2 separate regions of the Homo sapiens genome follow, and region 1 is linked to region 2. Evidence: read pairs that join two places in POLR2A ChIA-PET (ENCODE). Cell type or tissue: A673. All regions are shown on one strand. Each heading gives the region's core, and the rest is flanking DNA. Links, peaks and the distances in the headings are about the cores only.

Region 1 (15,969 bases), core at 3,979-11,978, 71 kb before region 2:
AAGTTTCCAAAAGCCATCCCCTCCTCGAGGTTTCAAATAGAAGAAAAGTAGATGTTTTGTAAACTCGTAAGCCTTGAATGGCTGCAAATGTCTATAATTTTGAATCATTTTTTTGGAGGCTGTATTTCTATACTCTCCTCGGGAATGATAACAAAGTTATGGAAAGTGGTGGTTTTTCAGCTTTGGTGTCTTCAAAATGCCATTCAGAGTCTTCAGATGATGTTGAAAGACAGAATGAGATGAAGGGGAACTCCAAGTCGACAGGGCTACTTGCTATTTTAGTGTTATTATTTTTGAACTTTTAAATTTTGAAATAATTATAGAGTCAAAGGAAGTTGCAGAAAAATGTACAAGGGCTCATGTACCTATCACTCAATTTCCCTCAGTGGTAATATCTTGGATATTATTATTTTTAATTGAATAGAGAAAATGTAAAAGTGGGCCAGGCCCTTCTGTGACAAGCTTTCAGAAAACTATTTTGGATATACACTTGAAAGAACACATTGATTTGGACAATGAGGGAAAAAATTATTTTTGTTTAATAATCTAATTTGAAGAAGTTTAAAATATATTTTAGAATTTTATTTCTTTTCTTAAAAAAAGTAGAAATTGGTTCATAGTCAGAGGTCAGGGAACATCCCAGCTGCTTACCATGGCTTAGAAGGTTCTGTAGAATCTGAGCCAAGGCCACTGGTCCAGCCTCATCTCTTCCTTCTCTTCCTTCTCTCCCCTACCCTCTCCTCCTCCGTCTCCATGTTCCAGCCACACTGGTGTCCTCTCTTTTTTTCTTTCCTAAATCCTAGTCCATCTGTTTAGGACACTTTCCCTTCATTCTTTGCTTGGCTAGCTCTGCTCAACCTTCTTATTTCATCTTAAATGTCAACTGCTGAGAGCTTCCCAGCAATTTAATCTAAATATTCCTTCCATAATTGTCTCTTGTTGCACTCTGATTATTTTCTTCATAGCATCTATAGAATTTACAATATTTGTAATCATATTGATTGCTTATTTTCTTGTTTATTGTCTTTCAACACAACTAGATTGGGAGGAAGGACCATTTGGGATGTTCAATAAATATTTATTGAATCAATGCTTGGATTGTGAGAAACTTAAGTGACAAACCAAAGTAGCAGTCATTTTCTTTTCTTTTCTTTTCTTTTCTTTTCTTTTCTTTTCTTTTCTTTTTTTTTTTTGAGACAGAGTCTTGCTCTGTCACCCAGGCTGGAGTGCAGTGACTGGATCTCGGCTAACCTCCACCTCCCGTGTTCAAGCACTTCTTCTGCCTCAGCCTCTGGAGTAGCTGGGATTACAGGCTTGCACCACCAGGCCTGGCTAATTTTTGTATTTTTAGTAGAGACGGGGTTTTGCCATGTTGGCCAGGTCGGTCTTGAACCCTTGACCTCAAGTGATCTGCCTGCCTTGGCCTCCCAAAGTGCTGGGATTATCTCACCCGGCCAAAGTAGCCACCATTTTCTATATCAATTTATTTCTTAATCTTTTTTCATGGAAGGATTTGTAGTACTCCCTGGGATCAAGTGTCCTTACTGAAACTCATCAACACAGCACATAACAAGTACAATGGCATAGCAGTAATATTTAACCTTTTCTTAAAATATAGCTTTATAAATGGAATATTCCCTCTGCTACTACCGTTCATACTTATTATAGCGTGAACATCTACTATGGGCCAAGCTTTGGACTAAAGAGCTTTTTACACAGTTTAACTCATTTAATCTGTACAAGACCCTGGGAGATGGTCATTATTGTCCCCATTTTACTGATGAGAAAACTGAGCCCAGAGAAGTGAAGTGACCTGGGTACAGATAATACAGCTAGTACAAGACCCTGGGAGATGGTCATTATTGTCCCCATTTTACTGATGAGAAAACTGAGCCCAGAGAAGTGAAGTGACCTGGGTACAGATAATACAGCTAGTACATAGTGGATATAGTAACATCCACTGTCTTTTTCTCTTTCTTAAGAACTCCATGAGGTGGGTGTTTTACCCAAGTGTTTCCAGTGACATTTATGACTTGTTTTAAGTGTTCTCAATATATCTCTTTAACAATCAAAAAAATATCAGCCCCCATAGTTGAAAGTTTGCAAAAAAAAAAAAAAAAAAGAAAAGAAAAATAAATTAACCATGAAAGCTTCAGTGATACTTTGGGCTCAAATGAGTTCTCAGGCATTTTCAGTAATATAAGGACTCTCATTATAACAGCTGAGAAATTCATAGCAAAATTACTGACTGTGGTTATGTATGTCACTTACTCTCTCCCCCCTTCTTTTTTTTTTTCTTTCTTTTCTTTTTTTATTATACTTTAAGCTCTGGGATACATGTGCAGAACGTGCAGGTTTGTTACATAGGTATATAAGTGCCATGGTGGTTTGCTGCACCCATCAATCTGTCATCTACATTAGGTATTTCTCCTAATGCTATCCCTCCCCTAGTCCCCCACCCCAAGACAGGCCCTGGTGTGTGTGATGTTCCCCTCCCTGTGTCCATGTGCTCTCATTGTTCAACTCCCACTTATGAGTGAGAACATGTGGTGTTTGATTTTCTGTTCCTGTGTTAGTTTGCTGAGAATGATGGTTTCCAGCTTCATCCATGTCCCTGCAAAGGATATGAACTCATCCTTTTTTATGGCTGCATAGTATTCCATGGTGTATATGTATCACATTTTCTTTATCCAGTCTATCATTGATGGGCATTTGGGTTGGTTCCAAGTCTTTGCTACTGTGGACAGTGCTGCAATAAACAATACGTGTGCATGTGTCTTTATAGTAGAATGACTTATAATCCTTTGGGTATATACTCAGTAATGGGATTGCTGGGTCAAATGGTATTTCTGGTTCTAGATCCTTGAGGAATAGCCACAATGTATTCCACAATGGTTGATCTAATTTACACTCCCACCAACGGTGTAAAAGTATTCCCATTTCTCTACATCCTTTCTAGCATCTGTTGTTTCCTGACTTTTTTTTTTTTTTAGACAAAGTCTTGCTCTGTCACCAGGCTGGAGTGCAGTGGTGTGATCTTGACTCACTGCAACCTCCGCCTCCCAAGTTCAAGCAATTCTCCTGCCTCAGCCTCTCGAGTAGCTGGGATTACAAGTTTGTGCCACCATGCCCAGCTAATTTTTGTATTTTTAGTAGAGATGGGGTTTCACCATGTTGGCCAGGATGGTCTTGATCTCTTGACCTCATGATCTGCCCACCTTGGCCTCCCAAAGTGCTGGGATTACAGGCATGAGCCACCGTGCCCAGCATATTTCCTGACTTTTTAATGATCGCCATTCTAACTGGTGTGAGATTGAGATGGTATCTCTTTATGGTTTTGATTTGCATTTCTCTAATAACCGGTGATGATGAGCTTTTTTTCATATGTTTGTTGGTTGCGTTTAAGTTACATTTGTGTCTTAGTATGTTTAGGAAAAAAGACAAGCATTTGCTAGCTGAAAGGGTCTTTCCACCTCTTCTTCCACATGAGGGACATTTTATGCAAACCTTTTTTGGTATCATGCTTTTTTTGTCTTGCTCTCTCATAAAGTAATTTGCTAACAGGAAAAGTGCCAACATTTTCTTGAAACAGTAATTGGTTCTAAGAGAAGACTCAGTGGGATGCCGCCATGATCTCAATGTCTGTGTCCCCTCCAAATTTATATGTCAAAATCCTAACCCCCAAGGTGATGGTATTAGGAGGTGGGACTTTGGGAGGTGATTAGGTAATAGGGGCACAGCCCTCATGAATAGGATTAGTGCCCTTAGAAATGAGACCTGAGGCCGGGCATGGTAGCTCACGCCTGTAATCCCAGCACTCTGGGAGGCTGAGGCGGGTGGATCATCTATCAGGAGTTCAAGACCAGCCTGGCCAACATGGCGAAACCCTGTCTCTACTAAAAAAATATACAAAAATTAGCTGGGCTTGTTGGCAGGCACCTGTAATCCCAGCTACTTGGGAGGCTGAGGCAGGAGAATTGCTTGAACCTGGGAGGTGGAGGTTGCAGTGAGCTGAGATTGTGCCACTGCCCTCCTGCCTTGGCAACAGAGGGAGACTGTGTCTGAAAAAAAAAAAAAAGAAAAAGAAAAGAAATGAGGCTTGAGAGAGCTGCATTGCCCCTTGCACATGTGAGGGAGGACACAGCTAGAAGGTGCTGTCTGTGAATCAGAAAGTGGGACGTTGTTAGACACTAAATCTGTTGGCACCTTGATCTTGGACTTCCAGCCTCCAAAATGGCAAGAAATAAATTTCTGTTGTTTATAAGTTTATAGTATTTTGTTATAGCAGCCAGAGTAGACTAAGACAGATGCCTTTAGAATTCACCTTTGTATTTGTTTGAAGTAACTTTTTTAAGGTGATATTAATATTTCTTTAGGACTTCCATTGGAGGTGAAAATATCACACCAACTGACTGTGATGCCTTAGCTTCAGAGAAGAAAAATAATCATCCTTGTTTAAAAAGTCCATCAGTTCTCCCTCTCCCTCTCCCTCTCCCCATGGTCTCCCTCTCCCTCTCTTTCCAGGGTCTCCCTCTCATGCCGAGCCGAAGCTGGACTATACTGCTGCCATCTCGGCTCACTGCAACCTCCCTGCCTGATTCTCCTGCCTCAGCCTGCGGAGTGCCTGCAATTGCGGGCGCGCGCCGCCACGCCTGACTGGTTTTCGTATTTTTTTGGTGGAGACTGGGTTTTGCTGTGTTGGCCGGGCTGGTCTCCAGCTCCTAACCGCGAGTGATCCGCCAGCCTCGGCCTCCCGAGGTGCCGGGATTGCAGACGGAGTCTGGTTCACTCAGTGCTCAATGGCGCACAGGCTGGAGTGCAGTGGCGTGATCTCGGCTCGCTACAACCTCCACCTCCCAGCCGCCTGCCTTGGCCTCCCAAAGTGCCCAGAGTGCAGCCTCTGCCTGGCCGCCACCCCGTCTGGGAAGTGAGGAGCGTCTCTGCCTGGCCGCCCATCGTCTGGGATGTGAGGAGCCCCTCTGCCTGGCTGCCCAGTCTGGAAAGTGAGGAGCGTCTCTGCCCGGCCGCCATCCCATCTGGGAAGTGAAGAGTGCCTCTTCCCGGCCGCCATCACATCTAGGAAGTGAGGAGCGCCTCTGCCCAGCCACCACCCCGTCTGGGAGGTGAGGAGCGTCTCTGCCCGGCCGCCCCGTCTGAGAAGTGAGGAGACCCTCCGCCCGGCAGCCGCCCCATATGAGAAGTGAGGAGCCTCTCCGCCCGGCAGCTGCCCCGTCTGAGAAGTGAGGAGCCTCTCCGCCCGGCAGCCACCCCGTCTGGGAAGTGAGGAGCGTCTCCGCCCGGCAGCCACCCCGTCCGGGAGGGAGGTGGGGGGGTCAGCCCCCGCCAGACCAGCCGCCCCGTCTGGGAGGGAGGTGGGGGGGGTCAGCCCCCCGCCCGGCCAGCCGCCCCGTCCCGGAGGGAGGTTGGGGGGTCAGCCCCCAGCCCGGCCAGCCGCCCCGTCCGGGAGGGAGGTTGGGGGGTCAGCCCCCCGCCCGGCCAGCCGCCCCGTCCGGGAGGGAGGTGGGGGGGTCAGCCCCCCGCCAGGCCAGCCGCCCCGTCCGGGAGGGAGGTGGGGGTGTCAGCCCCCCGCCTGGCCAGCCGCCCCGTCCGGGAGGTGAGGGGCGCCTCTGCCCGGACGCCCCTACTGGGAAGTGAGGAGCCCCTCTGCCTGGCCAGCTGCCCCGTCCGGGAGGGAGGTTGGGGGGTCAGCCCCCCGCCCGGCCAGCCGCCCAGTCCGGGAGGGAGGTGGGGGGGTCAGCCCCCCGCCCGGCCAGCCGCCCCATCCGGGAGGTGAGGGGCGCCTCTGCCCGGCCGTCCCTACTGGGAAGTGAGGAGCCCCTCTGTCCGGCCACCACCCCGTCTGGGAGGTGTGCCCAACAGCTCATTGAGAACGGGCCAGGATGACAATGGCGGCTTTGTGGAATAGAAAGGGGGGAAAGGTGGGGAAAAGATTGAGAAATCGGATGGTTGCTGTGTCTGTGTAGAAAGAAGTAGACATGGGAGACTTTTCATTTTGTTCTGTACTAAGAAAAATTCTTCTGCCTTGGGATCCTGTTGATCTGTGACCTTACCCCCAACCCTGTACTCTCTGAAACATGTGCTGTGTCCACTCAGAGTTAAATGGATTAAGGGCAGTGCAAGATGTGCTTTGTTAAACAGATGCTTGAAGGCAGCATGCTCATTAAGAGTCATCACCACTCCCTAATCTCAAGTACCCAGGGACACAAACGCTGCGGAAGGCCGCAGGGTCCTCTGCCTAGGAAAACCAGAGACCTTTGTTCACTTGTTTATCTGCTGACCTTCCCTCCACTATTGTCCTATGACCCTGCCAAATCCCCCTCTGTGAGAAACACCCAAGAATGATCAATAAAAAAAAAAAAAAAAAAAAAAGTCCATCAGTAATGAAACATCATCTTAGGTTTTTTTTTTTTTTTTTAAATTGCGACAGGCTCTCACTTTGTCATCCAGGTTGGAGTGCAGTGGTGCAATCATGAGTCACTGCAGCCTCGACTCCCCCAGGCTGAAGCAATCCTCCTGCCTCAGCCTCCCAAGTAGCTTGGGACTGCAGTTGTATGTCACCATACCCAGCCCCAATCTTAGTTTTTAGAAACAATTTTTTTTTTTTTTTGGAGAGACTGTCCTTTAGTCATAAAAAATTACAAGACATTAAAAACTTACAAGTGATTGGAAACTACTCAAATGTCCAGAATAGGAAGCCTGTGGCATGTTCATACAAAGGAATACTATACAGCAATATAAGTAAATGAACTGCAATTGTGTACATGGAAAATATAGATGACTATATCTATATATATACATATAATATATATACACATATATAATATACATATATGTATATGTATATATATAATATATAATATATATACATATATTATATGTATATGTATATATTATATATAATATATATACATATATGTATATGTATATATATAATATATAATATATATACATATATGTATATGTATATATATAATATATATAATATATATATTTTAACATGTTACTTTAGGTTCCAGGATACAAGTGCAGAACGTGCAGGTTTGTTACATAGGTATATGTGAGATAACTATATTTGTAACATAATGTTGAGCAAAAACTTTATGCTGAACAAAAAGGCCAGATGCAAAAGAGTACATGCCCTTTGATTCCATTTATATAAAGTTTTGAAACAGGTAAAACTAACCAGTGGTGTTGGAAGTCAGCTTTTTGGGGGTTGGGTAGTGTAGTTACTCAAAGGGGACAGTAGAGGGGCTCCTGGAATGCTGGGAATGTTCAGTTTTAATATTGGTTTCTTGGATATGTTTGATTGTGAAAATTTATCAAGCTCCATATACAATTTGTGCACTTTCAGTGTTGTAAGTTATACTTTCATAAAATATTGGGGGAAGAAAAGCCAGTAAGTGCAATGGACTTATGGGAGAGCCTGGGTCTCTGGCAGACATCCCAGCATCCTTCACTCCAGACATGATGGCAGCCTGCATACAATTCTGTCTCAGACTGAATGGTGGATGGTGGAGGAGGAAGAAGCTCTCTGGAGACAGCATGAGTGATCTCTAATTATACTTTTCTTTTTAGAAAAAGAATTTTTTTTTCTTCTAAAAGAGTGACTTTAAATGATAGTTCATGAAATAACCTCCTTGGTGTCATCTACTCGTGAAATCCTTTTTTTAACCAACAAATCCCTGCATTCTGTGTGACTAAACCTGTACACACATTTCCAGCCCAGCACCATACCACCAGATAGGGTGGGGCAGTGGCACCCAGAAGGCTTGTGATACCACAGATCTGGATTCAAACCTCAGCTCTACTTCTCACCTGTTCTGTGACCTAGGGCAGGGAACTCTCCCTGATACTCAATCTCCACCTCACAGGTTGACACTGGGAATTACATGAGGCCTCCCCAGGGATTTGTGCCTAGTAAAATGCTAAACACAAAATGGCAGGTGTTTGAGGAGTTGTTCTTTACTTATATCACCTCCAATGATAATCCTACATAGTAGGCAATATTTCTATTTTGCAAAGGAGGAAACCAAGATTTTTGAAGCAAGATTATAACTACTGAGTGACAGGGCAGGATTTGAACCCTACCAGCCCTGAGCTCAAGTGTCCAACCCTTCTGCTATACTGCCTCTGCACCTGCAGCTGGCCACACCGATATGGTTCCAGGGACCCTGGGGGATGAATGGAGTAGAATCTCTCCTGGATCCCTGATTGTTTCATTTCCCAGCTCCCCTGGCTGTAGGCCCTGAAAGCCCATTTCTCTTCTCTTCCACCTTCCTCCCTAAATCACAACCTCTTTCTGCCCTCCCTCTGTCCCCAGAGTCCTAGATGCCAGGGATCCAGAGAATTGAACTGTGCCCTTCCCTGGGCCAGCCCTGAGTTGCCCCTTAGGACAGCAGTGTTCAGCTCTGTGGGTGGGGAGTGACGGCAGGGAGCACTTCTGCCCAGACCAGGCCTCCAAGATCTGTAATTGGCTCCTGCAAGACCCAAGAAGAAAGTCTAGGCCATAGAAACAGCAGCACTGTTGGGTAGGACCAACCACACAATCTGCATGACCTGGTATGAAATAAAAATGCAGGGCTCCTTGTTAAAAAAAAAAGAATTTTGGCCGGGCATGGTGGCTCACGCCTGTAATCCCAGCACTTTGGGAGGCTGAGAGGGGCAGATCATCTGAGGTCAGGAGTTCGAGACCAGCCTGGCCAGTATGGTGAAACCCCGTCTCTACTAAAAATATAAGAAGCAGCCGGGTGTGGTGGCAGGGGCCTGTAATCCCAGCTACTCAGGAGGCTGAGGCAGCAGAATCACTTAAACCCAGGAGGCGGAGGTTGCAGTGAGCCGAGATCGCGCCATTGCACTCCAGCCTCGGGGACAAGAGCGAGACTTCGTCTCAAAAAACAAACAAACAAAAAAACCCATAACCAGGCACGAGCCCTTCTGAGCTTGGGACCTTGGGCCTGCCCCTTTGAGTCCTATCTTGTGATTTTGCCAAATGGAATCCTGAGACTTGTGGCCCTGGGCCCTGGTCCAGACCACAGAATCCATGCTTGTTTGATTCCCTAGTCTCAGAAGGGACTAGGTTGTTAATGAAGTCAGTGGCCTGTGAGTGCTTAGGGCCTGAACAGAAAGATTGCAGTGACCTGGGGACTTGCAGCCCCAGTGATCTAAGGCTCTTAGGTCATGCTGACCTCTAGGGTAAAGCCTCTGCAGTGTGGCCTCAGGCTTTAGGGCTGTGGCCGGCTGATGGAGCCACTTTGTGGTCGAGGTGGGGGTATTAGAGGGATGGATGGTTGGGGTAGTGATGGGGAGACGAAGTACCTGAGTAGTAGATTAGAAGGCTAATGGTGGGGCTGAAGGGGTGCTTGGGATCTGGGATTTGGAAAAAAGAGGGAGCTGTGGCCTCCAGGGTTAAGAATGCCACAGGCCAGGACTTCAGAAAGCTGGGGCTGTTGCCCTACAGACTCTTAGCTTAGAATGGCCAGAGACTTCCAGGGCTCTGGAGGCACATCCTAGTGTTTGAGGAAGGGGTTTAGGGACATGCCGGCCCCTTTGGACCATGAGGGAGGTTGATAACTGCCCTTTCTTCTTCAGTAGGGACCTCTGCATGCCTAGTGTTCAGGGCAAAGCCTTTAGTGTGTGGGCCACCCCTTTTACTAACCTCCACCCACAATGTCCCAACCCCTTCCTCCAGACCCTCTTAGCCCAGACTCAGACAGGAAGAGCACAGCCTTTGGCATTAGAGAGATCTGGACTCCAATTCTGACTCAGCCATTTGCTAGCTGTAAGACCCTAGCTAAATAATTTAACCTCTCTGAGTCTTGGTTTCCCCATTTATAAAAGGGAATAATAAAAGAACCTGTCTCATATGAGTGTGAGGATTAAATGAAATAATAGAACCAGAATGACTGCCATACAGGAAATGCTCAGTGTAGGCGATATAAGACAATTGATGCCAAAGGCAGCCTGGTGTGTGGGGCTAATTTTTTCTTTCTCTCCCTCTCTCCCTTCCTTCCTTTCTTCTCTCTTTCTCTCTTTCTTTTGACAGGGTCTCACTCTGTTACCTAGGCTGGAATGCAGTGGCATGATCATGGCTCTTTGCAGCCTTCACTTTTCCAGCTTAAGCAGAACTTTCTATCCCAAAGTGTGGGTGTGAGATTGAAAATGAAAGTGCTTGTGGCCAGGCACGGTGGCTTTCAGCTGTAATCTCAGCACTTTGGGAGGCTGAGGTGGATGGATTACCAGCCTGGCCAACATTGCAAAACCCTGTCTCTACTGAAAATACAAAAATTAGTCAGGCGTGGTGGTGGGCGCCTTTAGCCCCAGCTACTCGGGAGTCTGAGGCAGGAGGATTGCTTGAACCCGGGAGGCAGAGGTTGCAATGAGCCGAGATCGTGCCACTGGACTCCAGCCTGGGCGACAGAGCAAGACTCCATTTCAAAAAAAAAAAAAGAAAGTAAGTACCTGTGGTGCAGAAGCTCCTAGCGCAGTGCCCAGTGGGGGCACACATTTAATCTATTTGTTCACCTCCTCTCTGAATGTCCCCTCTGTTCTGCATAGCACTTGGGGTCCCCTTGGAGCCTGTCTTTCAGGCTTGTCCCTAGACAGCTTATGTCATGTGGCAGCCTGGCTCAGCGAGCAGCCCTGATTAGAGGGTTTTGAGCAAGGATGAGTGGAAGAAGGTCAGAGGAAGGGCAGGAAAACATGCCCTGAGGGGAGGCCTTGAGACCTTGGGTGTACTCAGAGGGGTGGTCTATCTGGCTGCTTTGCCCACTGGTCCTGCCTCTAGTCTGACACCCCAATGTCTGTATCTGCCACCCACCCAAAGCCAGTCTAAACCTCTCTGCCCCACTGACCCCAAAAAGGGGCCTTGTCTCTCCACTCCTTGGCCAATAATTCAGGCCCAAGCGGGCAGCCCCCCGCCATGGTCTTCCTTACCTGCATGTCTTCTCAATCTGACCGTAACCCTCTCCTCTCTTGATTCATCCCAGGCTTCAAGTTTTTCCCACACCTATTTAGCTCCCAACCCACCACCATCACACCACATTCTAATCCAAACCGACCACCCCATCCTCAGAATAGCCTTTCTGCCTCCCCCTCTGCCCCCTTCAGGGCTCTGACAAGGTTCCTGGGCCCCCTCTGAGATCTCTAGAGGACAGTGCCCTTCTGACTGGAGGAATACTTGCCATTCATTCCATTCTGGCGAGGGCAGAAGCCTCAGGCTGGAGCGTGTCCTATCCCCTCGCCTCAGGCCTCCAGACGCCCCTGAAGTGCCCTTCCATTTGCCCTTCTCCATCCCCCACTGAGGGCCGCACAGCTCTTGGGTACAGTGAGTTAGGTCTCGTCCCCACCTTTGTTTATGTAATCCTTCCCTGCAGTAACAAGGTGTTTACTGTTGCACAAACACATTTTGGTTTAATGGCTGACAGTAAAACTGTCTGATAAAGTTTGATTTAGCGAAAGAAAGCAAAATAAATCTGGGGGCACAGGGAGCTGTTGGGAGGAGAGTCTCCTAGGGCTTCTAGAGAAGGGGCAAGAGAGCATGGCCGGAGGGGCCCTTCTGCACTTCCCTAGCCACTCCTGCCTGTCTTTTAGCAACACCTCTGACAGCTCCACTTCAGGAAGCTGAGATCCCACTGAAGCTGTGAGCTCACGGCCCTGGCACTTTCTTGCCATAGCATTTGCTTTTGTCTGCCCTTGGGCATTGCCTCCATCCTTCAACCTCCAGTGTAACTTGTTCCTCCCCTGTAGAGCCTCCTGATTGCCTCAGCCCAGATGCAGCTGGCAGTGTGTCATGCGAGGGAGATCCCTAAACTAGAAGACCTGGGAACTAGATCTAGCTCTGGTATTTACTGGCAGTGTGGACTTAAGGAAGTCACATTGACTTTAGAGATCTCTGCTCCCTCTGCTGCAAAGGGGTATGCATGGAAAGTACTTGTTTTTTTTTTAAATTTTATTTTAAATTTTTTTTTGAGACGCAGTCTTGCTCTGTCACCCAGGCTGGAGTACAGTGGCGTGATCTTGGCTCACTGCAACCTCTGCCTCCCGGGTTCAAGTGATTCTCCTGCCTCAGCCTCCTGAGTAGCTGGGACTACAGGCGCCCGCCACCACGCCCAGCTCAGTTTTGTATTTTTAGTAGAAACGGAGCTTCACCATGTTGGCCAGGCTGGTCTCAAACTCCTGATCTCAAGTGATCCGCCTGCCTCGGCATCTCAAAGTGCTGTGATCAGAGGTGTGAGCCACCGTGCCTAGCCAAAGTACTTGGTTCTTAATAAAACCCTACCCACATTTAAGACACTGCTATCTTGCCTCCTCTGAAATCTCACGAAGCACATATTGGCTGTGAACTCCCTTGTACTCCACTGGCAAAGCAAGGCAGGGTGAGGATTTGTTCTTGTATGTGGGCGATGATTCTGCAGCCCGTTGCCAACTACTCTCTCTCCCTTCAGGGCTGTCTCCTATTCCTGATTTGTCACTATGGGACTGGGGCTGGAAAGTAGGTACCCACGTAATATTTCTGAATGTTTCATTGAAGTATAAACATATACAGAAAAGTTAAAAAATCATAAGACTACACCTTGATGAAATTTCACAAAGTGAACACACCCATGGGACCAGCACCCTGAAAATTTCTCCCACTTCTTCCCAGTTGATATCTGCTCGAGGGTGATCACTGTCTTGACTTCACCATAGATTAGTTCCACCTGGTTTTGTACTTTGTGTAAAGTAAAACTGCAGTTCTTTTATATTTGTTGCTGTGTAGTATTTCATTACATGAATATAACACCATTATTTATCCATATTGTTGATGAGTCTTTGGGTAGCTTTCAAGTTTTGTATTGTGAATAATGCTGCTATGAACACTCCTTTTTTAGGAGACAGAGTATCACTGTGTCGCCCAGGCTAGAGTGTATGAAACTCTTGTACATGTATTTTAACGAACACATTTCTTTTGGATGAATTCCTAGGATGGAACTGTTGGGTCAAAGGGTATGCACAGGCGCATCTTTAAAGATATTGCCAAGTAGTTTTCCAAAGAGGATGCGCCAATTTACTTTCCAGCCAATGTTTGGTATTGTCTGTCTTTTTCATTTTAGTCATTCTGGTGGGTGTGTAGTGGCATCTTATTGATGTTTTCATTTGTATTTCTTATTATTTAAAAAGTTGAGCACATTTTTATATGATTTTTGCCATATAGAGATGCTCTTTTATGAAGTGCTTTTTCAAGTCTTTTGCCCATATTGAGTAGTTTGTCTTTTTCTTATTAATTTGTAGAAGTTCTTCATATATTCTGGATCTGAGTCCTTTGCCATATATATTTGCAAATATCTCATCCCACGCTGTGGATTGCCTGTTCAATCTCTTAATCATGTCTTTCAAAGAGCAGAAGTTCTTCCTTTTAATGTAATTCAACTTATTTATGTTTCCAGGAAGTATGTTTTGGCTGGTTATATCTAGTCATACTGGTTAAATCCAGTTTTCCATGCTGTCTTGTATTTTGGGGGAAACAAAAAGATGATTTCCAAGGAAAACCTCCCAGTTCAGGTCCAGTGGTTCTCCTGGAAACATTTTCCATTTGTAAGCTTGAGCACCCCTGGTTCCTATGCCTGGAAACCTCCCAACCCTTTGGACTTTCCCAGGAATCAAGATTAATTAAACAGACAGCTCTTCCCTCTTCCATTTTAAATCTGATTAGCTTACTCCAGAGAATCTAAAAGGCCAACAAATATATAAAGAGTTGCTCCAACACATGAATAATTAGATAGTTGCAAATTAAAGCAATAATGAGATACCACTTTACATCTATTAGACTGGCAGGCATAAGAAAGCTGGATAACACCAAGTACTGGCAGGGATATGAGGGTATATGACTGCTCATCCTCTGCTTCTGGGAATATCTCAGGGAGCAGAGCATGCAGGCACTACTGAATTACGACTATATCCTATGAACCAGCAGTCTAACTCACACAGGCCCAGGAGGGGACATGGCAGGCATGTGCATCACAGCATTGTCTGGGTGTCATCCCTGGGGAAGCAGATGGGTAAGATGTGGTAGGTACACACCATGTTATGTAATAATTAGAAGCGATGGATTAAGTGTCCATGCAGTAACACACATGAATCTCTGACACAATGCTGGGTGGAAAAATTAAATACACAACATAATATTATTTGCATGAATCAAAACACTTATGCACAAAAGAAAAATAAGCACTTTGCAAAAGCACAAAGAAACAAAATGATACTCATCAAACACATTGAGAAGGTTGCCAGTCGGGGGATGGGAGTGAGGAATGAGGATAAAAAGGGATTTTAAAAAGCTCTGACCCTCAACCTTCTCTTGCTTACTACATCTTCTGGCTCAGTGTTTAAAAAGCTCCTTCTTCCATCATCTCTTCCAGTTCTGCTTCCCAGTGATCTCAGCCCTCACTTGTCAATCTCCTTTCAGACCAGCCACTCTCAGGCCATGTCTGGACAACACAAGTTAACATTTACATTATCCACATTTTACCCTGGATGAGTACTCAACACACAGCAGTGGCCAAGGTTCAGCCCCACAAGACTGGGCAGCCAGAAAGCTTGAGGCATTACATCCTATTAGCTATTGTGTCTGGTACCTGGGAGTTGTTCAGCAAATGTCTTTTGAATGAAATGAAGAATGGTTCTGCTGTTCACTAGCTGTGTCAACCAGGGCAAATACTTTTGCCTCTCTGAGCTTTGATTCTCATATATGTCAAAATGGAGATGATAATTACAATTCTTCTTTCCCAGGGTTATTGTTAAGGTCAGATGAGATCATTGCATTGAAGGCATTTTGTTAACTGTAAAGAGCTATCCAAAACAATGGAGAAAGTGTAGAAGAAGGATGTTGGGGGCTTGAATCCCAGCACAGCCTTGCGAGGCCTTGAAAAAGATAGCATCTCCTAGTCTCAGATTTTAAATTCTGTAAATTGAGAAACAACAGTGTCAACCTTGCAGAGTTTTTATGAGGATTAACAACAATGCAGGCAACGTATTTGCTTTGTAATAGTCATTAAAAGTAATGGCTGGATGCATGTGGTGGCCCAGGCAGGCTGATCACCTGAGGTCAGGAGTTTGAGACCAGCCTGGCCAACATGGTGAAACGCTGTCTCTACTTAAAATACAAAAAATTAGCTGGGCGTGGTGGCAGGCACCTGTAATCCCAGCTACTCGGGAGGCTGAGGCAGGAGAATCGCTTGAACCCGGGAGGCGGAGGTTGCAGTCAGCCCAGATCATGCCACTGCGTTCCAGCCTAGGCAACAAGAGCAAAACTCTGTCTCAAACACACACACACACACACACACACACACACACACACACACACACACACATAATGGGAAAAACCACAAGTACTTTGCACCAACCAAATAGTAGGTGTTTGAGAACATGGGAGCTCTGTATCTTCATTCATTAATTTATTAAATGAGTGCTTATTGAATGCTGCTGAATATATGTGTCCCCCCAAATTCATATGTTGAAATCCTAACCCCCAAAGTGTTGGTGTTGAAACTGGCACAATTGTCCCATAGAACTGATGTTTAAGGTTTCCTTTGAATGAACATAGAAATAGACCCTCTCTGTCTTAAAACTTATGAAAGTTACAATAGTTTTATCTGAGTTCCTTTCTCAGGAAACCAGCCATCAGGACTGCTAGATAGTATCAAGGAACTGAAACCAGATCACTGCATCTGGACCATGAGAGGCCAGACCCTTTAGCCATCATGACTGCCTAACTAACCACCTGCTTCCTGTTGACCAACTCCTCTTCTTTATCCTTCTCTAATTCCTGTTTCCCTGCATGTAGTTACATTTCTTCCCTGCTATATAAACCCCTGATTTTAGTTTGTCAGGGAGATGGATTTTACACTGATCTCCTATCTCCCCAGCTGCAGCCCCTGATTAAAGCCTTCTTCCCTGGCAATACTCATTGCC
Region 2 (15,969 bases), core at 3,426-11,425:
CTGCTTTTCAGGCAGAAGGACAGCGTTCAGTGTGCATCAGGACAAAAGGAGGAGTAGATGGAAAGCCTGGTAGGGGGAGCAGAGAGCCCTGATACAGAGAGGGGAAAGCCACGGGAGATGGAGACTCCAGCACACGAGCAGGGTAGGAAAGAGTTAAAGGGTTTGGGAACTCCTGTTTCCAATCACTTGTCAGCCAGCTTTGCTCTCAGCCTTATCAGCAGGGATAGGGCCGCGCTGGGAGAGGCTCTGAGCGCTCTCGTTTCCAAGCTCTTCCCAGACTCCCAAGCTCTCAGTGTTCTCATTACCTTCTAAGGGCTCCTGGCTCAGTCTGGGGTGAGGGCCACGGGGAGGGGGCTGGAAACCCAAACACATTTAATGGAGTAGAGTGTGAGTTACTAAATACAGCCCGGGGTTGGTGGTGAGGCTGTCGAATCTCAGTAGTAAACCCTCAGAATCCAACTGTCCCTCGTCCTCTCCCCTAGTGCAGGTTGTGTCTTTGCTTTCATTCAACTAGAGCTAAAACTCTTTAATGTTCTTCCCTTTTACAGTTACCCTGAGTCAGAAACCTTCATTGTGTATTTGTGCAGTTACTTTTGGAACTCAAGTAAAGGAGTTTACATGTCAGGTAAAGATGTCTTGGTAAGACTTGACCCATGTTAGCCTTTTGGGAGACATAGTTTTAGTTCTGCCATCTCATGCGGTTGCTACCTACCCCTTTCAACCATTAGGTAATTTAGTAAACCTGCTTTCTATATCTTCATTCAAGTTATGGGTTTAAACGATGTTGCCTGGGAGAGGGCTGAGGGCAGAACTATTGGTCATGCCAATATAGATTGTCCTCTAGACCTTGACATCAACCCATGTTTAATATTTTTGGGGTGTGGATACTGTTATTAAACCAACTACTAATTCCTTATATTGTGCGTCTCTAATTTATAATCCACCAAGGATCCAGAAGGCTGCTATGAGAAAAGGTATTAGTTGGTGCAAAAGTAATTGTTTATTTTCAATGAAAATAATGGCAAAAACCGCAATTACTTTTACACTAACCTAATAAAAGTTAAAAGCACCTTTCTATAATCCAATACACTTGGTCCCATGAATCTCCCTAATTTGCCATTCTTGTGACCCTGCTAAAGAAGAAAGTAAAGTTTACATGGTATTTTGCAGTAGATAAGAGATGTGAATTCAAGTATAAGCATCATAACCGCATTTTTGTAAGGAGCAAGAGTTGCCTGCCAAGAAGAACAGTGGTATGCATGATGGGGATGCCAGAAAGCTGGGTCTTTAAAAGAGAACTGACCGGCCAGGCGCAGTGGCTCATCCCTGTAATCCCAGCACTTTGGGAGGCCAAGGCGGGCGGATCACAAGGTCAAGAGATCGAGACCATCCTGGCCAACATGGTGAAACCCCATCTCTACTAAAAATAAAAAAATTAGCTGGGTGTGGTGGCACGTGCCTGTAGTTCCAGCTACTTGGGAGGCTGAGACAAGAGAATCGCTTGAACCCAGGAGGCAGAGGTTGCAGTGAGCCGAGATCACACCACTGTCCTCCAGCCTGGTGACAGAGTGAGACTCCGTCTCAAAAAAAAAAAAAAAAAAAAAAAAAAGAAAAGAAAAAAAAGAAAAAAAAGAAAAAAAGAACTGACCTAGGAAAGAAATGGGGAACGAATGGGGATTTAAGTTAATCAAGAGAAGAGATTGGGACAGTAGTTTGTAGGAAAGGTGCTAACTATTTGGCGGGCACAGGGTTCTGTCCTGTGACTGCAAGAATAAACCTTGGGCAAGAACCAAGAGTATCCCCTTATGTACAAGCCACAAGGCCTCAGTTCTTCCAGGTCTGGAAACTCCAGAGGTTCTGAACACAGGCTGTTTGGTGCCTCCGTGCCCCTGCTCATGTTGCTCCTCCATCTGGAATCCTTTTCCTTGCTGCCCACCTGGTGAACATCTGCTCATCCTTCCTTTTCATTGCAAGTCTGATATCCTCTAACAAGTCTTCCCTGTCTCCTCCTCCCCTCCAGTTCCAGACTTCCCAGGTAGAGCTCACTACTCCCACTGTGACCTTTTTTTCCCTGTACAGACTTCTGCATTTGCACCAAAATCATTTTATTACATAGAGGTTAAGGTCACAGAGCTTGAAGTTCAGAAGACTTAGCTATTTAGCTGTGACTTTGCCTCTTACTATAACCTTTCTAAATCTCAGTGTCCTCATTTGTAAAGTTGGGATAATAATAAATACCCACTAGGACTGGCATGAAGAGTCAATAGAAAATGAATGCAAAGCACTGTATTAGTTATCTATTGCTGCATGGCAAATTACCCTCAAATCTAGTGGCTTAAACCAACAATAAACACTGTTTCCTGTCTGTGGGTCAGGAATTTGGGAGCCGCTTAGCTGGGTGGTTCTGCCTTGAGGTTTCTCATGAGGATGCAGTTGCAATGTTAGATGGGACTACAGTCATCTGAAGGCTTGTCTGTGGCTGGAGGCACTGTTTCCAAGATGACTCAATGATATGGCTATGGGCAGAAGGTTTCAATTCCTCGCTGGCTATTGGTGGGCAGCCTCAGTTCCTCTCCATGTGGACCTTCCCACAGGATAGGGCTTCCTAAGTGTCTTTACCACATAGCATCTGGAGTCCCCTAGAGTGAATGATCCAAGAGAGACCTAGGTGGAAGCTGCATTATCATTTATGTCCTGGCCTCAGAGGTCATGTACTGTTATTTCCATAGATCCTATTATTTATACCAGCCCTAGTCAATGTGGAAGGGTGCTACACAAGCATGTGAATTTCAGGAGAAGATCATTATGGCCTATTTTAGAGGCTGTCTACTACAACTACTTAGCTCGATGTTTATCAAAAGCATATCATATGCAGGGTGCAGTGGTGTGTGCCTGTAGTCCCAGCTACCCAAGAGGCTGACGCAGGAGTGTTGCTTGAGCCAAGCAGTTTGAGGCTATAGTGAGCTATGATCATGGTCATTGCTCTCCAGCTTGGGTAACATAGTGAGATGTTGTCACTAAAAGAAAAAGCATTTCATAAGGGCTTAATAAACAGTAGCTGCTATTATTAATCCATACATTTGTATTCCCTGCTAGAAAATAAACCCTTTGAGGGCATAGATCATGTCTTGGGCCTGTTTGTACCTCAAGTCCCTAGAGTAGTGTCAAGCATACTGGTAGTTTTATACTAAATGCTGATGGAGAATACATGAATGAAGGCTTAGAGAGGGCTAGTCTGGTGGCAGGCTCAGAGTGAATGGGGAGAGAATTCACACCCAGATGTTAAATAGGATTCTGTAATTCAGGTGCATATCTGGAATTACCAAAGTGTGTAGAATCAGGATCTGAGAGTTCCTCATATTTTCATGCTTGAGTACCAAGGGTGTTTGATACCAAAACAGTAGGCAGGGCGAGGGTAGCTCTTATGACTCTCTTTGGAAAACAAGCCGTGAGCAGAAATTTGGCAGGGAGCAATGGTCCCATGATCTAAAGGGTGACCCCACGGATGTTTAATTCTCTGGGCCAAGGCAGACTTGGGAAGCTCTTGATATTTTTGTCATACTCAAACTCTTATCTTGATGTCACCTCTGTCCTTCTACCGGGCAGAACAATTTCCCTTTCTAAGAGACTCTGAGGTACATTTCTTAGAGTTAATTAAGAAGTGAACAGAGAGTTTCATGTCAGAGGCCCGCCCGGCTACTGCCGCCCTTTATGCAGGAGAGGGTCTGAGTCTGTGAGGTAACTGATACTCTAGTTGAGATTGAGTTTCCAGACGTCTAGCTCACATTGGAAGCCTTGCCCTGCTCCTGGGCTCAAAAGTTCACTGATTGTCCTTTTTCCACCGACAGAGCCCTCTGTCCTTACCAATGCTGTGCTTTTTTTGCCCCAGTTTCCAACAAGAAGCCACTCCTATGAGGCTGCAGCTCCAGGAGCCTCAGAGACAAAGACCAGTGGAAGAGCAGGTGTCTTCTCAGAGATTTTCCCATGTAGATCACATTCCCACTTGCCGGAGGTTCCATTTTTTCCCAGTTCCTTGAAATCCCAAACAAGTGACTTTACTTGTCTTTTTCTCCCTTTCTTAAAGCTAAGACAATGCAGGGGAAAATCTTTTTCTATCAGGGTGGAAGGAGCTTTGCACTGAATAATATTTTGCCTGTGGATAATAAAAAAGACATGCACATTGTAGATGGGACAGAACCATAGGAGACATATGATATTTGAATTGCCTCTAAACCAAACAAGAAGCAGGCATGGTGGTCTGCACCTGCAATCCCAACTGCTTGAATGGCTGAGGTGGGAGGATCGCTTGACCTCAGGATTCAAGGCTGCAGTGAGCTATGATTGCGCCACTGTACTCCAGTCTGGGTGACAGAGTGAGACCCCATCTTGAAAAAACGAAAGGAGAAATAAACCAAACCAGGTCACCACAAGGAAATGTGAAAGGAAATTTAAAATGCTTATTGATTGAAATAAAAAGAATACGACAACTGAGTCTGAAGGAAACAGTGATATGTCAGGGATCGTAGTAATTCAAGGCAACTGGACTCTGGAATGACCCTCATCTTGAAAGAGCTTTTTAAATTGTGTTTATTTCACTTTCCATTAGGATTTAACCAGAAAGAGAACATTTTTAATAAAGGCAGCATTGGGAAATGTGGCCAGTGGGAGAGTTGGGGGCTTGCGTGTATGAAGAATTCTTTGGGGCATAGGACTAAGGCAATAGAGCTGGACCAATACAACTGTCTTGTTTTTCAAATTCCACCTCTATTAGCTATGGAAAGAATTGTGTCATTCTTGGTAGAAAACCTAGCCAAAGTGTTCCCCTGGAGATGAAAACACAGAATAAGAATTTTAAGAAACCATTTTTTGGGGGAGTCAAAAGAATGTTAATGAGACAATTGATTAAGTTATACAAAGAAGTTAAAAATAAAATAAATACTATGTCCAGTTGAAATATTTCACATGCTCCCCTAAAAACCCAGCCCAAAACATAACATTGAGCTTTCAGAGGGGAAGCAGGGAGTGGGACACAGAAAGAAACCAATAAGGGAACAGCATGGAAACCACACTGAGGAAATAGAACTTTTAACCAATGATTATTAGAAAAACAACAGCAATCATTGATTAAACAAATTATGGTTCTAGGAAAAGGGGCACAAAACAGTCAGCCTTGGGAAGACTGCCATGTTGGGTAAGCTCTGAGTTTTAGGCATGACAGCTCTCATTTCCTGTGCAATTAAGAACATTGTTCTTTGGGTCATCTCAGTCAGTTGACAATCACTTTTTGAGCGCACACTGTATGCCAAGCTCTGTGTTAGATGTTGCGGCTATAACACCTACGTATCTTTATAGAGACGTAAAGCATGCTCCCTGCCTTACACAAATGCCCGTGGTATGGTGAATGTGATAAGGCATAATAATAGCTAAAATTTACTGAGCACTCCCTATGTTTTAAACACTTTACAAGCACTATAATCCACTATGAGAACAGAACTATATGGTTTTGGTCACATTTGTATCTCCATTGCTTGGCACATAGGTATTCAATAAATATATTTTTAAAATCCTTACAGCAACTCTATGAGTAGGTATCATTATTACTCCCATTTTACAGATGAGAAGACTGAGGTGCAAAGAGATTAAGCACTTGTTTGGTGTCATAGTTAGGAAGCCATGGGACAAGGATTTGAACCCAGGAAACACTGCAAAACACTACACAATGCTGCCCCTTGATAAGTACATGAGTAATCAAAATGCAAGACAGAAGGTAGAAAGCACTCCAAGGGAGACTCAAACAAACTGCCTTAGAAGTTCTAGACTCTGGCAAGGAAAGGGGACAGTGAGAAGGGGAGGATCCTTGGAAGAGATGGCATTTGAGTTGGGTCTTAAAATGTGGGTGAGATTTTCTCAAGGGGGTACAAGGGGAAGCATCTTTAAGATGAAGGAAAGTCAGGAACCAGCACTCAGAACTGGATAAGTGAAAGGTATATTTGAAGACTTTTATACTTCCAGTTTGCTGGGGAAGCAGCCCTCCTCCATGGCAGCAGCAGGAGATTATCTGGAGTGGGCCGGAAGTGGTAAGGAGCAGGGCTTCTTGTGCTGTCACCGCACAAGGGTTGCCTGGTGATTCAGCAGGTCCATGGCGTGGACCCTGGTGATGCCAAGGCAGCTGGTCTTGGACCACACTTGGAGCAGCTGGGTTCTAGAGGGCTTTGCTTTTCTGGCTCAAGGGTGTAGACTTTATTTGGTAAGCAAAGGGCTGCACAGATGGATTTTAAAGCAGGAAAATAAGGCTTTAGAAAGATGGCTTGGTGGTAGTGGTATAAGATGCCCTGGAGAAAGTTGGGCTTTGGTTTCTTTTTTTTTTTTTTTGAGACGGAGTCTCGCTCTGTTGCCCAGGCTGGAGTGCAGTGGCGTGATCTCGGCTCACTACAAGCTCTGCCTACCAGGTTCACGCCATTCTCTTGCCTCAGCCTCCCGAGTAGCTGGGACTACAGGCTCCTGCCACTGTCACTGGCTAATCTTTTGTATTTTTAGTAGAGACGGGGTTTCACCATGGTCTCGATCTCCTGACCTCGTGATCTGCCCGCCTCGACCTCCCAAAGTGCTGGGATTACAGGCGTGAGCCACCGCGCCCGGCCGGTTTCTTTAGCTCCTAACTTACAACTCTCAAAGCTCAGAATACTGATTCAGTCAGGGTCCACACAGGAAAACAGAAACCAAAGAGATGATTAACAGAGATCATTTAGCCCTTGAATTTGGATTGTCATTTATTCACCAGAGCTGCCTAGAAACTGTTCTTTCTCTCTCCTCCAAGACCAGCCAGAAGCAAAATTTGTCCTTAGTCTCTAGTGGTTAGAAAAAGAGAGGACATATTGCCTTGACTTTGGGCTATCCTGATGGGTCTGTTCAGGTTCAAACTGGCCCATCACCCAGCTCACTCTGGATCACTTTTTCACGATTGGCAGATCTGCTTGGGGAATGAAAAATGCTGCTAATATCAGCCTGAAAAAAATATCATCAGGAAATTAAATCTGTGGCTTAAAAATCCCACACTGCTTTCTGGCTCTGGTCTGTCTCCCAACTGGGATCTCTCCCTTGGCCCGGAGGCCTCCTTCCGGCCTCCTCCCCCTCCTCTGGTTCTCCCACCCGCTGTCTTCCCTCCCACGGCCTCCCCTCCTCCTCCTCTTCTCTTTCTTATCCTATAGGACCTCCGGCCTGCCTTTTTTCTTCTCTCTGGGCTCCTTCCTGGTGGCTTCAAGCTTCCCTTCCTGTCTCCAGGCTTCTAGCTTTTCCCCAGCTCCACGGAAGCATCTGTCTGTCTCTCTTTTACTTCCCATCAGGGAGTCCTAAATGCTGAATAGGCCCTTCAGACCAGGCCCTGAAGGGGACTTAGCTGGGGCAGTGGGGGGTGGGGGGTGCTGGGGACCTGCTGAGGCCATACAGAAGCCCATTGATAGGCAGCCCTTCCACACAGACAACCCAGTCCAGTCTCCATGGCTCCAGCGGAGAGAGGCGTCCCTTGAGGTGGTGGCCAACATCCCGGCCACCGTGAATGACCTCAGTGTCTTCGGTGGGCAGGGGGACCTTCATTCTGTAGCCTCCAAATCCTTCAGGCCAATCAGTTCCACCATGGGTGTTAATATATTCATCTTGAAAATAATTTGTCAGTACATCTCCATCAGTGGTGCTGATTTCATTAATTGGAAGAATTAGCTCTTTGTGGCCAATAGAAGTATATGGAGCCAAAACACACGGAATACTTTTCCCCAGTGACCCAGAGACCCTTGGACGAACTCCTGGGTGCCATGAAAATGGATCGTTTTGCAGAAAGAATACCATTGGATGTTTATTTAACATCACTCTCCATCCCCCCAAAAAGACCTTCAAAATGCTCTCACATCTGGCTGCTTTTCTTCTCTCACTTTTTTGTGCACAGCCAGGGCAGGGAGGAAACTTCATCAGTCTGAAAACATCCAGCAGCAAAGTGTAAATTAAATGTGCAGAGAGGCCAGGGGAAGGGGAGTCTTACATTCTGGGGGTGGAGTAAGACTGTGTCCTCACCCCCACTCCATACGGGCAGAGCTGGTTTTTTACCCTGTGTCTCCCATTAGGAGCTGTGTGACCTTGGGCCAGACACTTAACCCTTCTGAGCCTCAGTTTCCTTCTGGTAAAATAGGGAAATAAGCACATACAGGGCTGTTGGAGGGCAAAAGGGAATAATGTATGTAGACTGTATGGCACGTAGACACTTGATTGATGGTAGCTACTATTGTGGTTGCTGGGATCAAAACCAGAAGAGAATCCCAACTCTTCCCATGCCTCAGAGACTCACCATTGCTGGCCCCATTCAGGGAGACAGATGGGCAAAAGTAAGTCCTATGGGAGGAGACAGATGGACAAAAAAGAGTGATCAAGGGGATCGGATGGAATGACAGGTCAATGGGGTAACAGGCAGATGGAACATCCCATGGGGAAGGCGGATTTATGACAACCCAAAAGAGACCTTGAAAGATGGTGTCCCATAGGAAGGACAGATGGATGAGGGTCCAACAGGGGAGACAGAGAGATGACAGACCAAACAGGAAGGCAGATGGATGGCAGTTTTATATGGGGGGTGGGCAACCCTGTGATTGGGGGAGAACAGATGGACAACATGCTGACGACGAAGCCCGGGCTTCCTGTTTAGTCTCTATTCCTCAGGCCTGGACATCCCTGAATTCATAAGAACTTTGGGGCTCTGTGAGGATGAGAGAGAGAGAGAGAGAGAGAGAGAGAGAGAGAGAGAGAGAGAACTTCACACGGCTTGAGAAGATGTGAAACATCAGGGTCAGTCTGGCCTCTGTTCCTCCCTCCTCCCACAGCCCCTCCCTGGGTGGCCCCACAGATAAAGGCTTAGCCATGATGATGATGAGGAAGAGGAGGAGGGACAAAACTGCTTTTGGAAAGAAAGGGAAAATAAAAACTAGCTAAAGTTTTATTTATTTAAAATAAAGGCTCAGTTATGCTTGACTGTAAACACGCAGGCCCATCCCTCCCTCCCTGGCTCTTCTTGTGGCAGAGGGCTTGGACCACACAGTGAGCTGGGGGCAGGAGGCAGAGAGAAGGCCAGTGTAGGCTGGGGGAAGGGGTGGGACTAGGGTGCCCCAGGTGTGGGGAGGGGAGAGAGGCTGTGGAATTCAGTGACCTGCTGAGCACAGCTGGGTTGGGCTGGCTAGACCCTCTGGCCCTGGCTCCTGGTCCTTCAGCACACACCATCAATAGTCCATACGGCTTCAGCCCCACTTGCAGCACAACAAGGGGAGGCCACAATATGGGGATGCCAGGGACATGCACACACACACACACACGCACAGGTGTGCAGGCCTTTCTCTCAACTCTGTCTCCATCTCTTTGTCAGAGATAGCACAGTGGAGTCCTCGGGGAGGTGGGCCCAACTCCAGCTGTGAGTCATACCTTCTATTTGAACTAGAAATCCTACCTGCCTTTTGTCCTCTTTCTTGCAGGTTCCACCTGAATTCCTTCCATGCTTTTCAGCGACTGAACCATTTGGGTGGCCTGGAAGAGCCTGTGAGCTCCCTGGAGAAAGGAGACAGTGTGGATGGAGAAGAATCTGGAGTAGAGAGGAGTCTGGGGACCCTGCCTTTCAAGTCGTTTGTGTGAGGGCTGCGTTGGTGGCCCAACTAGCCAGGGAAGGGCTATGGTATGCGGGGTCAGGCGGGAATAGGCAGGAAATGTTTGTGATAAGAGGCTTCGCCTCTTGCAAGCTCCTCTGGTTTCCAGACCCAGCTGCAGGATAAGGGCCCAGGAGCTGAGCAGGGAGCCTCAGAGGAGGCTGCTGCAAGAGCCAGCTCTTGGGATTTCAGCAGGCAGAGTTGCAATCAGAGGCCCCTGGGGTCCCTGAAGACCATGCCTGGGGATAGAAACGACCCTGGGAACCCAGCCAGGGCTGCCTTCCTTTGGGATCAGGGATTTTCAATCATACTTCAGAGGGCCAAATCAATCCCTTAAGAAAAATAAAACAAAACAAACCCCAGCTTTGTTAATCCAAGTTGCTGAGAGGGTGGGAAGTACAGACTTGACCCCCCAGGGGATTTCATGCGCTGGATTGGTCCCAGTTGGAGCCATTCATTAATGTTAACCAGTAGAAATGGAAAATGGAAGGGTGCACTGACAAAAGACCAGGCTGGAAGCTCTGAGAAGGAATCTATCCCAAAGGGATCATCTGCTGGGGATAAATAGAGTCATCGAACAGTGTGTCATGCAGGCATTTGCAAAGCTTGGTGCTCCTTAGATTTCCAGTGTCGCCTCTTTGCCCAAGGCCCAGTGACTCCACCATCTGTGGTTGACTTGGCCAGCTCACAAAGGAGCAAGATGTGCTTCACAGGAACACCCCATGAGCGGGGATGAGGCTACAGGCCACTTGCTATTGTACCAGCTCCCCTTCTTAAGGATTAGCAGCTTCTATCTATCCCTGGAGGCTGCACTGTAAATGCCTGTGTAATGCTAATTTGTGGTTGGCAGGAGATTGATTGGGAAGGAGCAGGACAATGGCAAGAGGAGGCTGAGCTCCCTCCTCCTCCTGGTGTAATGGTGTGCTTGCATGCTGTGTGTGTGTGTGTGTGTGTGTGTGTGTGTGTACGTGTGTGTACGTGTGTGTCTTCTGGGAGAAATGTAGCAACAAGCCCACAGAAGAGATGATTATTCAAAGAGAGGAAGAAGATTTACTCACCGATGCCCAGAATCTGAAAGGCATGTCTGGAGTGGAGAGATGGGAGTCTATGAAGCACAAATCCAGGGAGATTTTTTGATGGGAATAAGTGACAACCCATCACTCTTAACATATTCTATTCATTAGAACCAAGTCCCTAAGTCCAGCCCACGCTTAGAGGAAGGGATTACATGGGAGGCAAGAATCACTGAGAGCCATTTCGGAAACTGCCTACACTTAGAAAAACACTTCAAGAGCTCCCGGCCAAGGGCCTGGCACATAGCAAGTGCTCAAGGAATTGTTACTTGGACCAGTGACTCTTCTAGGATGTGATCTAGGTTTTCCCATAGTGGCCTGGGTCTCTGCTGTCCCATCTTTATTCCTGTTGGCACTGCTGGGTTTTCAGCAAAGGCTTTTTCCTCTGACACTGGGAGGTTTGTGACTAGGCTCTCTGGGTGTGGGCCAGCAGACAGGATAGACGCTAACTTACACTCTTGCTGTCTTCCGAACAGCCTCTTCATGACCATGTGTGGTCTTACTTTGTGGTCAGTGTACAGATATTTTAATTTCCTGCTCACCTGCTCAGAGGAGGATCTGATTTCTTCTTGCATTTATTTTTCTCTCCGGCAGCCTGTGGACAGGTATTTCTGTCTGACCATCTGGTAGCCATTCACCTTTATGGTGGCTTGAGAAAGGAATCAATTTCACTTGTTTCTTTAGTAATATCTGCCTCTTTTGACAGCAAGTTACCTTTATCACCTCTTAAAATTCTTACTATGTTGCACCTTCTGTTACCTTGGGGGCTCTTTCAATCCCCTAACTTTGTGCAACTGCATCTCCCTCTTTGGTTTAGCTTCTCAGGCCTTTCTTTTTGCACCACGGTTTAATACATTCCATATATACTTCTAAGTCTGCTGGTACCTCTCCCCACCCACTGCCTGCTGAGAGTGACGGATTCTTCCTGGCTGGACCAAGTCTAAAGTAATCAGAAAACAACTGAAAGAGGAAAGCTGACCCCTGCCCTCATCCTGCCCCTCTGCAGACTTCTTGAGGCCTTTTGTCTAATTGTGGTGGGTAATGTGGGCAGGGTAAAAAATGGGGAAGATAGAGCAAATTTTCTGGGCAAGAATGAGGGGAGAGGTGAGTGGAGCGTCTTCATCTCGCTCTGGTTTTGTATCATGGGTGTCTCCAGGGCCTACTGTCTCCTCTGAGACTCCTAGAAAGTGAGGAGCCATGGATTGGTATCCTACTAACAGATGGAACATCAGAGGCCCGTGGTAAGGAGTATAATAAGCTCAGCTCGCCATGCTCTGTTTTGTTTTTGTTGGAAGAAGTGTTGAAAAAAGGAGTGGTTATACACTGGCCTATCTAGCTATAGAATACAAACACTTAGGGTGAGCAGCAGGGAATGCCTTTTCTGAAAATGATGCTGCATGGAATGGATGATTAATTCCCTGGTTAAAATGAAGCCAGACTATCTTTCAGAGTCTTAAGCCTCCTCCCAATACCCTCCACATACTAGTTTCTAATTGGTTAATGAATATGGTCACTATTTCTAGGGCCTGTTGCTCCAGTGTAGTGGTCAAGAGTGTACACTCCTATTTACAATAGCAAAGACATGGAACCAACCCAAATGCCCATCAATGATAGACTGGATGAAGAAAATATTGTACATATATACCATGGAATACTATGCAGCCCTAAGAAGGAATGAGATCGTGTCCTTTGCAGGGACATGGATGAAGCTGGAAGCCATCATCCTCAGCAAACTAACACAGGAACAGAAAACCAAATACCACACGTTCTCACTCATAAGTGGGAGCTGAACAGTGAGAACACATGGACACAGGGAGGGGAACATCACACACCAAGGCCTGTCTGGTGTGGGGAGGGGAGGGAGAGCATCAGGACAAATAGCTAATGCATGTGGGGCTTAAACCTAGATGACGGGTTGATAGGTGCAGCAATCCACTATGGCACACATATACCTATGTAACAAACCATACCTTCTGCACATGTATCCCAGAACTTAAAGTAAAATAAAAATTAAAAAAAATTACACTGGAAAAAAAAAAAGAGTGTGTACTCTGGTGAGATAGGGTTTGGTTTAGGTCCCAGCTCCTTTACTTACTAGCTATTCTTAGCTATGCTCTCAAAATTGTCACTTTTCTCATCTGTAAAATGGGTATATGAGGGTTTCCGTTTTCATAAGATTATTATAAGAGTTATACAAAGTAATAAATAAGAGATAATAAATAAATAAATGCATAGAGCGTCTAGTGTGTAGTAAACCCTCAAAGTCTCTTATGTCTTCTTATCTCTGCCCCCTAAAACTTTCCAGCAGCCAAAGTTTCAAATTTTGGAGCTTACCATCTCTGCTGCACAACTTACTTGACAGGGACTGTTTCTTTCTTCCCCCTCCCTTGAATGTTGAGCTGCCACAGTAATTGCATCAGATTACCCTCACCCCAATCTCCCTCCTAGACATTCTGTCCCTGGGACCTTGGCCCTGCTCTGTGCGCTCGTGCTCCATGCTTTTCTCTGGAGTGTGAGCCAGTCTCCAAGTCCAGTTAGCATATCTCTGTGGAGTGTCCTCTGGGGGCCGAGGGACAGTCCGGCTGGGAGGTCTTACTCCTTATCATGGATGACCTCGTTGTGAACCTTCTTGAGGCAGTGGGGAGAAATGTAAAACATTCAGACAAGTTGTTATTTGTCATCCCTCTCGCCCACCCCTAAAAAGTTAACAGCATTTAACTCCCTCTCTAAAACACAGAGTTTAGTCAAAACCCTTTTTGTCTATAGACATAGAGTGAACGTTTAATTTGGCTCTGGAAGCTGTGCTGAAGAAACCACTCAGGAGGCCAGAGGGGATGTCTGTGGTGGGTCAGATCTCTCAGTGTGAGAGGGGGTTAGACGCGGAGACAGGGAGGAGTCAGTGTGGTCTGAGGCTCCACGGTGATCCAAGGCTGTGTCCACAGTGGCTCTGAGATGGAAGCTTCCTTGGTTTCTGCAGGACACCCTGGCAAAGCAGTGTCCCAAGAACAGTGTGTCATCTTTTTCATTTGGAAACTGAGACAGTGGTCTCCTATTGTAACAGGACTCCCCCACTCTGTCCTCTCTGAGCCCCATCTCAGGAGATTTTTGGCATGGATATCAAGGCAAAAATGGGTAGTTTTTTCAGAGAAGATGAATCATCTGCATACTCTCTTCAGAGGGAATTGGCTTTCGAAACCCAAATCTCTCATGTGATGTAAATAGTGAAACTGAAGGCCGGGATGTCAGGGTGTTAGGGAGGTTGGCTATGCTAGGAAAGCAGGAGTGCTGAGTCAGTGGACGGAGGCAGATTTTGATGAGTATTGCGAATTACTGGTTTGGCATGGAACATGAAATGGCTTTGTACCAACTCATTGGTGGGGAAAAAAGGGGCTGGCACGAGCAGAGACCCTAACTGGCTTAGGTAGAGTGATGGTGTCTGTGAGCTTCTTCTCAGAGATCACAGAGCTTCCCAAGGAGGGTGGAACTGATAACTTCCCTAAAGCAAGGAAGAGGGTCATTCTCCTGTCTCAGTTACTACTGTTGTGCCCGTCGGAGTGGATAAAGCATATTTCTTAGAGAGGACCACAGAAGCGAGGGCTTTGGGGAGGGAGGTGATCTTGAGGAGGGTAGGAGAAGTGGAGTGAAGACATTTTTTCTTTCTGATTCTTCCAGAAGAGGACTAAATTGGTTGGTGGATGATAGTTGTCCTTTGTATGGAGGCTGGATGTAGAAGGTGCTGCAAGCTCTGCAAGCTGATTAGTTAATGTGGAAGCTGAAACCTGCCTTGGGAAGCTGACCATTGACCATTGTCTTGCTTTTACCTGGGTTGCTTCCTTGTTTCTCTTTAGGTTTTTAAGAAAGGATAAAGGCTGAACAGATCTCTGCAGTTACAATTATTCATACTAGAAGATACTGCTAACCTCTTTGTTATTTGAGCAGCTGGATGAGATTCCTGATTTCCATAATCTGTACCTGGAGGTTTATACAGGAGAGGATCACTGGGGCAGACTTGAACCATGGTGCCCACAAGTGGGGAGGGTGCTCCAGCGGCCATGGAAAGAACTTCCTTCTGCAGTTGGAGACAGCCTTCTGTGTGGGTGAGTGGAGACATAATCCCTTTTATCCTGGCTTTGGTTTGCTTGATTACCTCTTTAGCAGTGCAATTCGTGACTGCAACAGGTGTCAGACTTTGTAAAGGCAGAGGCTGAGAGCTGGCCAAGACACTTTGTCATTCCTGACCTGTATGGCTGGAACTTCTATACTATGAAGTCTTATTCCCAATTGCAGTCGCTTGTTCTAGGGATGGGAGAATAAGACATTGTGTTGATTTCTGACAAAGTCCATGAACCAGTCACAAAGGGCGGTCTCTTCTTCCAAATCCAGAAAAGAAGCTACGATGAAAGAATTGGGGTGGGTGGAATGGGTGTGAGCGATGGTGGTTTGTCACTGTCTTGGAAAATCGTCTTATGCTTTTACAAATCACAGGAAGTGAAAGAGAAGAAACAGCTGGATTCTTTTCATCACCTTGGCACATATTTTATCCTGAAATAACACACTACACTTTGAGAGAGTGTAGAAAGTGGGCAGTGCGATAGAATGGGAGCCGGGACACTGAGATTGTAGTCTGCTGCTGACCAGTTGTGGAACTCTGGCGAGTTGGCTCTCTGGGTGGATCCAGTTTGTCCTCTGTTGGAGGGAGCAGGGAGAGCAGGGGTGGACAGGAATTAGGTGGTCTCTAGTCTATGACTCACTGGCCGCAGCATGACCACCTCTCCCTCACGCAGCCAAGGATGGGGATTGCTCTCAGCTGCTGTGTCCTCTCCCCTCCCTCCCTCCCTCCCCAGCGGGTTATCATGCTGACTCGACTAACACAAACCCCCATCTGGATGCAGTCCAAACGCCAGATGTGCCCCCGATTAGTGTCAGTCTGGGGAATGTTTCCATGACTGAAAGGTCAGTGTCGGCTGGAAGTGCCCAGAGTGGGCGTCTGCTCCCCACCCCACGTCAGCTGCAAGGGCTGAACCTTCCATTATCTCACTGGCCAAGGAACGGAGCTGGGTGGGGTGGGAGGCAGCAGGAGTGGGGTGTTGGCCAAGTTCAGGAGGTCCTTGTTTTACTTGCCTTCTCTCTTCACTCTCAGGCTGAAGGACAGAGTGTGATTTTCTACTTGGAAGAGACTCCAGGGCTCTGCAGAGAGGGAAGCCCTGCTGGTGTGTAACCGA

What was found. Peaks named below come from ENCODE experiments on the same cell type or tissue, not always from the same donor. Only the 100,000 strongest peaks of a DNase experiment are listed, where the experiment ranks them.
Region 1: POLR2A ChIA-PET joins it to region 2 with 11 read pairs; 5 of 35 experiments call an interaction of 5 or more read pairs at or near these places.

What each region holds. Positions count from the first base shown.
Region 1 is chr2:42,004,149-42,020,117 of GRCh38, reverse strand. No RefSeq gene overlaps it. Among named protein-coding and RNA genes, the nearest start is that of PKDCC, 36 kb to the left of the region's middle. In A673, for the core only: a CTCF peak has its summit at 7,251; no DNase peak of the experiment used is centred there; H3K27ac peaks cover 1,329 bases.
Region 2 is chr2:41,932,151-41,948,119 of GRCh38, reverse strand. It overlaps LINC02898 (long intergenic non-protein coding RNA 2898), which reads left to right. Exons shown (of 4, transcript NR_161189.1): 3 at 549-625; 4 at 9,507-12,752. It overlaps LOC124905996 (a long non-coding RNA gene), which reads right to left and starts at 10,812. Exons shown (of 3, transcript XR_007086296.1): 1 at 10,733-10,812; 2 at 9,482-9,579. It overlaps LINC01914 (long intergenic non-protein coding RNA 1914), which reads left to right and starts at 14,397. Exons shown (of 3, transcript NR_110263.1): 1 at 14,397-14,844; 2 at 15,888-15,957. RefSeq lists enhancers at 7,838-8,432, 10,215-10,809 and a silencer at 9,457-9,751. In A673, for the core only: no CTCF peak of the experiment used is centred there; DNase peaks (open chromatin) are centred at 7,199, 10,149, 10,519 and 10,819; H3K27ac peaks cover 6,353 bases.